2 separate regions of the Homo sapiens genome follow, and region 1 is linked to region 2. Evidence: read pairs that join two places in POLR2A ChIA-PET (ENCODE). Cell type or tissue: HepG2. All regions are shown on one strand. Each heading gives the region's core, and the rest is flanking DNA. Links, peaks and the distances in the headings are about the cores only.

The links. ChIA-PET counts read pairs that join two places held together with the same protein. Peaks named below come from ENCODE experiments on the same cell type or tissue, not always from the same donor. Only the 100,000 strongest peaks of a DNase experiment are listed, where the experiment ranks them.
Region 1: POLR2A ChIA-PET joins it to region 2 with 13 read pairs; 2 of 35 experiments call an interaction of 5 or more read pairs at or near these places.

What each region holds. Positions count from the first base shown.
Region 1 is chr3:188,001,138-188,005,534 of GRCh38, reverse strand. It overlaps LOC107986166 (a long non-coding RNA gene), which reads left to right. Exons shown (of 5, transcript XR_001741061.2): 3 at 1,547-1,634; 4 at 2,956-3,120. Among named protein-coding and RNA genes, the nearest start is that of LINC01991, 27 kb to the right of the region's middle. In HepG2, for the core only: no CTCF peak of the experiment used is centred there; DNase peaks (open chromatin) are centred at 1,574, 2,044 and 2,684; H3K4me3 peaks cover 2,355 bases.
Region 2 is chr3:188,293,391-188,297,787 of GRCh38, reverse strand. The region is part of intron 2 of LPP (LIM domain containing preferred translocation partner in lipoma); the gene reads right to left. Among named protein-coding and RNA genes, the nearest start is that of FLJ42393, 120 kb to the right of the region's middle. In HepG2, for the core only: no CTCF peak of the experiment used is centred there; DNase peaks (open chromatin) are centred at 597 and 2,677.

The sequences.
Region 1 (4,397 bases), core at 185-4,184, 290 kb after region 2:
ATCAGGCAAGCACCAAAGCTGTTGCCAGTGGGACAGGGTGGTGGATAGAAAATGTGTGTGACTTTTCTTCATAAAAGTGAGTTAAGACACAATTTGAGATTCTTTTTTTTTTTTTTTTTTTTTTTTTGAGACAGAGTCTCGCTCTGTCGCCCAGGCTGGAGTGCAGTGGCGCAATCTCAGCTCATTGCAAGCTCCGCCTCTTGGGTTCACGCCATTCTTCTGCCTCAGCCTCCCCAGTAGCTGGGACTACAGGTGCCCGCCACCATGCCCGGCTAATTTTTTGTATTTTTAGTAGAGAAGGGGTTTCACCGTGTTAGCCAGGCTGTTCTCAATCTCCTGACCTCGTGATCGGCCCAAAAAAGATGGCCTGAATCAGAGTCTTTCTGCAGGTTATGCAGAAGCAGCGCGTAATCACTGTATGCCTTGGCAGGTGTCGCACCCAGGCATCCACCAGGCATTCTGACAGCTCTGTCCCATGAGCTCATCTGAAGGATGGTGGTGGTCACCTCAATGCCTAGGTCACAGGGTGGTTCTGAGGTTCACCAAAGTAAAGGATGAGAGAATGATTTGTAACCTGCGAAGTGCCTCGTTAAGGTCCTGACAGCTTCATATCTGCTGTTCTTATTAGGGATAGCTAGTGGTACCTGCCAACATCAGAGACATTGCCCTGAAGGCGAGAGAGGATACAAAGAGGAGTTCTTAGAACTAGGGGTTGCATTTCCCATTTTAGTGTGGGCCAGAGACCCGGGTAAGGAGAGCACTGGGGACATTCCTGGAACTTTTGTCCCTTCCCTACACTCATCACTTTCTGTTGGTATCCCTGTGCAGATGATCATAAAATGTATCAAAATAAAACTTGCCCTAGGTGCCAGTTTTAGGGGCAGCAAGTTGAAGGGTGGGTACTTGCGAGGACATGGGGTGGTGAGAAGTGTTTTGCATTCTGTAGGCAGCCTGCAATTATGAAGAGAGAAAAATGGGTAGAATTTTAAACTTTGTGGGGGAAAAAGAGGATTTTAGGAGTACAGGGCAGAAGGATGGAATGTGCCCCTGAATTGGGCTGGTGGGGAGTCCTTTCATGTACAGGAAGGAATAAAATACTGCTAAAAGGAGATTTATGACATTCACTACAGTCAGATAGGATAGTAGATGACAGTTTGCTCTCTAAAATCCGTAAGGACACATTTCCTCCTAGGGAAAAGTATCCTTCCTCCCACCGCACCTGGCACAGGCATACACATCTATTTATTTCCTTAATAAAGTATTTCTTCAAGGAGATTAGATAGGTAAGTGCGTCCTAGCACTAAGTAACCATTACTCATCCCAAATGTGGTCTTCAGTACAATAAACCTTAATTAAACACCATAAAGGGACAGGATACTTGTTCAGGCCTCTAGGGGACACAAATTGGAACAGAACTTGAGCCCTCAACATGTCTATAGCTTAGCAAACTCATGTGGCTCAGAGCCTTCACAACAAAGCAGGAAAGGCAAGGCCTCCCTTTTCACCTACAAAGGATTCATCTTCTTCTATACCCTCTTTGTTACAGGACAGTAATGCTTCCAAGCTAGAGGCATTCAAGGAGTGGCCCAGAGAACATGTCATTCAGGGCCTGGAAGATTTCCATCAGCATTCAGGTAAAGGCCTTGGCCCCTGGAGCCTGTCTCACCAGGAGGGAGCCCGGCAGGAAAAAAACAGTTGGGTTGTACTGAGCTGATCTCATTAGTGCTAGGGTTAATCCTGAGGTTAATGTATATTCGTTAGATTTTTTTTGTTTGTTTCCTGGTGAAATATTTCCATCCCTAAGCTGAGTTACTCTGTAAACTTCGGCATGGATTTAGCTGCATTCTCACTGAAATGCAGTGCCAGTCAGTGTACAAAAAAAAGCCCTAAGATCTTCCTTTAAAAGGGCTATATTTGAGTGTTCAGGTCAGATAATAAGGCCCAGAGAAGGTACAGAAGAAATGAAGAGTCTGCACTTATGTGCCTGTAAATGTTTAACAAATGGCTCTGTGGGGTGAAGGGGAAGCCCTGTTTGTAGTATTTGCTGATTTCTGCTGTGTAAATACTCCCACTGTGCCTGATTTCAAGCTACCAATACGATGCTCACTGAATGTGGAGCTAGGAAGAGATGCCAGGGTCAGCTCTTGTGAGCTGGTACCTGTTGGCTCCCGTACACCGCTAGCCAGCAGTCAGAACAGACACAACGAGAACACACTTGGAGGAGAGGAGGAGTTGGAACTCAGATGAGGAGGTTAGGTAGGTGTGATGGTGAATGTGGGAGTGTCAGCAGCACACGAAGATAAGCAAGAGGTGGACAGGCTGAGCGGCAGCCAGCATCAAGCCAGCCATAATAAATGGTCATCCTAAGAAAGACAGCTACTATTCACTGAGCAATGCTATGTGTCAAGAATTCAGTCTGCTTTGTGATGTATTCTCACAGTATCTCTGCAAGGGTAATTTTATTCCTATTTAACAAATGAGGAAATTGAGGCCTAGAGAGATAAAGCAACTAGTCATGTAAGAAGTGGTTAGGTAAGAGTGCAAACCTGCTGTTTGTTTCCACTCTACCATCAAGCTAGGGGGAGGCTGGGAATAAGTCCTGTTCCTAGACAGGCAGGCTATGGAGCTGTTGGTGGTAGACTTTAATTCCAACAGTTTTGTAGGAATGAGGACCCTGGGTGGATTATGAAATCAGAGATAAGATGAGTCACTGGACCCAGGGTGCAAGGTCAGAAAGGGACAAACTTGATGCTGGGTCACCTGACTGCTAAATGTCCTCTCACTGAAGACAATAAAAGCCCTCAATCCTGGAGTGGAGCAGAGAATTAAGTTGAGAACTCTTGCAGTGTCAACCACGCAAGGTATCAGTGACCAAGTCCTTGTGGATGCAGTTGGGACTTCTGAGGAAATACCCTATATAGGATAACTATGGATATCTATGTTTTATATCAATAGGGGTCTACAGTCCTACAGAGCTGTAATACAGCCTACGGAAACGAGTTTGAAAATGGAAAACTATGCTGAATAAACTGCTTATGACCCAACATCATTCCAAAGCAGAGTTGAGACTATGGTATAGCCGTGCACAGTGTAAGGCATGAAGGTTGGACGAGGATCCAGGTGAGTTAGGTAATGGAAGAGGGATGTGACAAAGCGTGCAGAACCGAAAGCCTCAGGATGAGATGAAGAAGGAGTGAAGGAAGCCTGGGAATTATATTAAAGAAAACTAGAGGAAAACCACCTTTCAGGTAGAGGGTCAAGAAGGCCCAGGACTAAGAAGAGCCTGAAAGGTCTCCAGGGAATGTGACACTGGTGCAAAAGGGAAATGGAGTAATAATAAGTGGCTGATAAATCAGATTAAACTTTGCTGGTATTTGCTATCTGTAGATAGCTTATGTTCCTGAAGTTCCTTTCCTGAGTAGCAGAGTTTAATGGTGTCTCTTAACTGTCAGTATTCTGTGTGAGCATTGAGAGTTGAAAGATAGAATTACAGTGACACAAGGTGGGGAATTTATTATTCAAAGAAAAACCAGATTGAAGTGGGATGTTGTGGTTGTAGATGCCCTGTCTATGAAGGACAAATCTCCCTTTTCATTCTGGAGTGCAGTAGCCAAAATCTGTGCCATTACATGAGTGAGCCCTTTACTACAACAACCTTATGAGATAAGGTCTCCTATTCTTCCCATTTTAAATTACAGAGAAGGAAAGTTTACCCTGCTAAGAAATGGCAGAATTAGGATTTGAACCTCATATACCCTTTAGAACCTGAACCTATATTATTAGGGCAAACCATATAAAATTTTCTGGGTTTTTTAGTATTTTATATTGGATGTCGGTAATTCCCAATCACATTATTTTGACCCTCAGTGTACTGAGAATACCATAGAAGTAAACAGATTTTGCTGTTTCAAGAAGCAGAATAGTCAGTTTCAGCTGCAACACAGTGTCTTGTCTTTTGTCACTTGTGATGCTAGTGGTGGGAATAGAACTTTTTAAGGAGCAGAGAGGATAAACTTGTGAGATTTTCAAGCATGTGGAAGTGACTTGAATGGATTCCCTTTAGGCAATGGACACCTGGATAGAGATCCAGGAAGAGACCACCCAGACGGTGAGCTACTTGAAGAGCCAGCATGGTTTCTGGCAGACAGTGTTGGTTAATAAACAGTGAACACTGAACGTGTATGCCTGTGTCAGATTTCACACTGAGATGACATAGTAATATGGCTCTCCCCTGGTGTGTACATTCACTACTCACCAACTCAACATCTTGGCACAAGGTTGAAAGTTTGGACCAGAGCAAATTTTGGCAGAGCAAATGGTGTTGGGGTGGAAAAGTCAGCGTTTGCTCAGATTGTTCTTGCACTGTCCAAGCCAGGTGGCTTCAGGAACATTGTTCA
Region 2 (4,397 bases), core at 306-4,305:
TCTAGAAACATATCCTTATTGTTTCACTTCAATATGAAATGCTCAATATGAAATTAAGGATTAAGCTGGGTAATGAAACCTAGCCCCAGTGTCCTTTGATAATGACTTTTGTATTAATAGTTTCTTCATATATAAAATGGAAGGGGAAAGAAAAGATTTTAGTTAATAACCAAGATAGCTGTTCAGCTTGAATCACTATATAAACTACTGACTCACATTTTAAAACCTGATAGGCAATCTTTTGTTTTCTTTAAGCAACATATAGTCTCTCATTTGTACCATCAATCTATTCAATTCCTGATTTCCAAGAATCTTTTCTGCTTTATTCACAATTCCAAAAATAGAATTTATCTACTTGATTAGAGCCTCCCATCTATTGTAGTATTACGGAATTTATGTCTTTACCCCTTGGAATTTTTTACCCTACGACATTCTCTAAAACAGTATCTTGGAGGGAAGGAGTCTGAAATTTACAAGCAATGTCCAAAATTTGGCACTGAGGGGTGGTTGTTATTTCCGAAGTGGGGGCTGATTCTTGCACTATGGACCTTGGCAGTGTTACACAAGATTTGTTGACTCAAGGCTGAGTTATCTAAGTGTGTCCTTCAATTGGTGTTGCATAAGTAGATTAACCAGACTGAATTATAGATCGAATGACATCATTCCCTGCTCAGGAAACTGCCCCTGGTTTTTCACTTCCATATTGTGGCCCTGTCCTACCATTCTAGCCTCCCACTTTTTTCCCCTAAAGGAACTATGTTGACATTTGGGAAGAGTGTGGGGCAAGAAGCCTGGCACTGCAGAACGTCTCCTTTCTCCACTGCTTCTTCTCTTTTCTTGTTTGCCTCCCTCCCACTCCCTTGTTCTCAGATGAGGAGGCAGAGAGTTACCCAATTATTGAGTTTGGAGAAGAAACTGGCCATGTGTAACCCAGTCACTTCCTTCCAGTCTTTGTGAGTTACCTGACTGTTAGAGGCAGATCCTCCCTGCTCTTCATGGTTGGGAGCTTTATGCACAGTGTGCCCTAAATGGGAGTTATTGAGTGCAGGAGCTATCTGAGAGGAAGAGGGTAAATTTCATTCATGGGTGCTGCATTAGCAAGCCCAATGAGCTAATGTTCCACAACCTGGACATTATTGCCATCTGCCTCTGTGTGACTCCATTATTTTCAACTGGTTTCAATATAGGTAGGAGAGAATGAGAGAGAGAACAGCAAGTGGAGCTGGGAAAGGACTTGGTGACTAAGGCAGAGGCTAAATTCAGTTTCAATCAGCCTCCTAAATTATCACCTACTGTAACCACACTAAATGTGCACTATCTGATACCTGGATACATCCCTGCCTCTGCTTTTGCTCACACTCTTCAGTCAGCCTAGAACTACCTTCCCAAACCCTTACCTCTTCCTACCCTAACCTCCAGCCTTCTCAGACGGGGCCAACCTCTGGGATTCCTCCATCCCCCGAATCCTCACTTATCTTTTTCAAGCATTTTTGTCTTTATCACTCTGGAGTTACACAGACATTTTTAAGTCAAATCTCTATAAGACTCCAAGCTCCTGAATTGTCAAGGGCCAAGTCTCATTTATCTCCAAATCCTCCTTCTCATCCTTCCCCCAGTGGACCAAGTTAAACATTTAGTGGGAACTTATTATGTGCCGGCATGAAACGAAGAGCATTATATTCACGATCTTGCTTAACCTTTCCTAGGAAATAGGTACAGTCATCAGTCTCTAGATGGAACAGGGTCTGTGCTCAAAGGAATTCATCATTCCAGGCACACCTTGCTGCCTCTGGTGTAGGGAAACTTAAAGACTTGAGGCAGACTGGCAGATGTGGTGAAAGTGAGGCTCAGGAAGGCTATGTGCATTTCAAAACTGACTGTTCTATCTTCACTGCCTTAACCTTCACCTACACTGCCCCTGGGTTTAAGAAAAAAATAATTCTCACTTAAAAACAAAATAAAGGCTGGGCACGGGGCTCATATCTATAATCCAAGCGCTTTGGGAGGCTGAGGCTCACTTCAGCTCAGGAGTTCAACACCAAGCTGGGCGACATAGCAAGACCCCATCTCTACAGAAATTTTGTAGGTGGGCACAGTGGTGCATGCCTGTTGTTCCAGGTTACTCGGGAGGCTGAGGCGGGAGGATTGCTTGAGCCCAAGAGGCTGAGGCTGCAGTGAGCTGTGATCACACCACTGCACTCCAGCCTGGGCTACAGAGTGAGACCCTGTCTCTAAAAAATAAAATAACAAAAAAACAAAAATGGGAAGATGAGGAAAATAAAAGTCCAAATGGTCACTGCTCAACGAAGGGCCTAATTGCTCAATGTGAACAAAACTCTTCATCCCCAATCTTTGCTCTGAAAACAGAGGTCTGGATGACTGTGGTTTTGTCACTAGATGAATAGCGAGCCCTGAGGATTGTTAGAATTACAAGGCCCAGACCAGATCCACTCAAATATAGCTGGAAGCTTTCTAGTAACTCTAACCGTGCATGGGGAATGAGCTGCTCAGAGAAGTGAGTCACTTACTGGAATCTGTGCTGCCTGCATTACTCAGCTGATATTAATACACCCACTTGTTCATTAAAGTTTAATTGGAGTTCATGTGAATTGGTTTCACCGGATACTTAATCAAAGAGAACTGTTTGTGTACGAACCGTTCAAATACAAAGCTAGCAACACAGCTCTCCTTCAGCCTCTACACACGTCCACCGGCTGCTCTTTTAATTCTGTTGACACAATAAGTGAGTCAGAGAAGGTGGGACAATGACCCTGATGGAGGATGGGAAAAGCTGTCTATACTCAAACACAAAACAAGAGTAAATGAAAAAATCCTTTGTGAGAAGCCAGCCACAGTTCTCTAAACCCATCAGCTACAGTCAGACACTGGCCAGGACTCGAACGGCACCTCCTAAGCGGGAGCTTGTTCCTTCTAGTTTCTTTCTGGGGCTCATTATCAAAGCTGCAGGTCTCCTCTATTCCCTGGGCACCTGTTTTCTAGCTGTACATCTTTATTTTTAAAATGGGTGGATAAGAAAATTAACTATCATTCAACATAATCACACATTTCTCTTGTGCTGACAAGCAAACCATGAACACAATCCCTAATGCCTATTTATACAATCAGGACTGTCAGTACCCTGTTATTTCTTATCAGATATCTCATTAATCAACATTTGAGAAAGTATAAATTTTTAAAGCTTCTGAGAAAAAAACGTGCATGAAGTTAGGTGGAAATATACTTGCTTCGGTTTGGTGGCTCTAGTTGTGTTACCACTTTTTCCTTAAGTGTGTTCACCATTGTTAAGCATGCATGACTTATTTACCAAAAACAAATCAATATGAGTTTAAAACTTGGCACTATGCACTATTTTGAATCCCTGAAGCAATCCTCAGAGAATAGATTAAAGGGAAATCCACTTTTTAAAACAGGTTTATTGAGATATAATTTACATACAATTCACCCATTTAAAGTTTACGGTTCTGTTTTTAGTATTTCACAGTGTTGTGCAATCATCACCACCATATAAAGAGCATTTTCAGCATCCCAAAAAGAAACTCACAGTTATTAGCAATCACTACCTATCCTCTACCCCAACCCTGCCGGCAACCACTACTTTCTATCGCTACAGACTCTATAGATTTGCCTATTGTGGGCTTTTCACATAAATGGAATCATATAATATGTGGTCTTTCATAACTGGCTTTTTTTTTTTTTTTTTTTTTTTTTTTGACAGAGTTTGGCTCTGTCACCCAGGCTGGAGGGCAGATCTCGGCTCACTGCAACCTCCACCTCCCGGGTTCAAGCCATTCTCCTGCCTCACCATCCTGAGTAGCTGGGATTACAGGCACACACTACTACGCCCAACTGATTTTTGTATTTTTAGTAGAGACGGGGGTTTCACCATGTTGTCCAGACTGGTCTCGAACTCCTGACCTCAAGTGATTCACCCACCTCGGTCTCCCAAAGTGCTGAGATTACAAGCATGAGCCATGGTGCCCGGCCTTGTAACTGGCTTCTTTCACTTTGCCATAATGTTTTCAAGGTTCATCCATGTTGTAGTCCATATCAGTACTTTATTCCTTTCACTGCTGAACAATATCCCATTTTATTTTATGCCACATTTTGCTTTTCCATTCAGCCAATCTACTTCTTAAAAATAAAATAACCTCCCATCTACCAAATAATAGCAAGTGTTTTGATAGATATTAATTCTCAGTTTGACATATATTTTGCTTATCCCTTCGATGATCCACTCATGACTGTCCAATTATCCATGTTTAAAAAGTGAGCTTTGCATTAGACAATTCTCAACAGTGGAATGAGGTGGCAGTACCTTATAACCTAAGCCATTCTACATGTAAAACTCATCAAGATGGTAAGTTTATTGTTTCAGT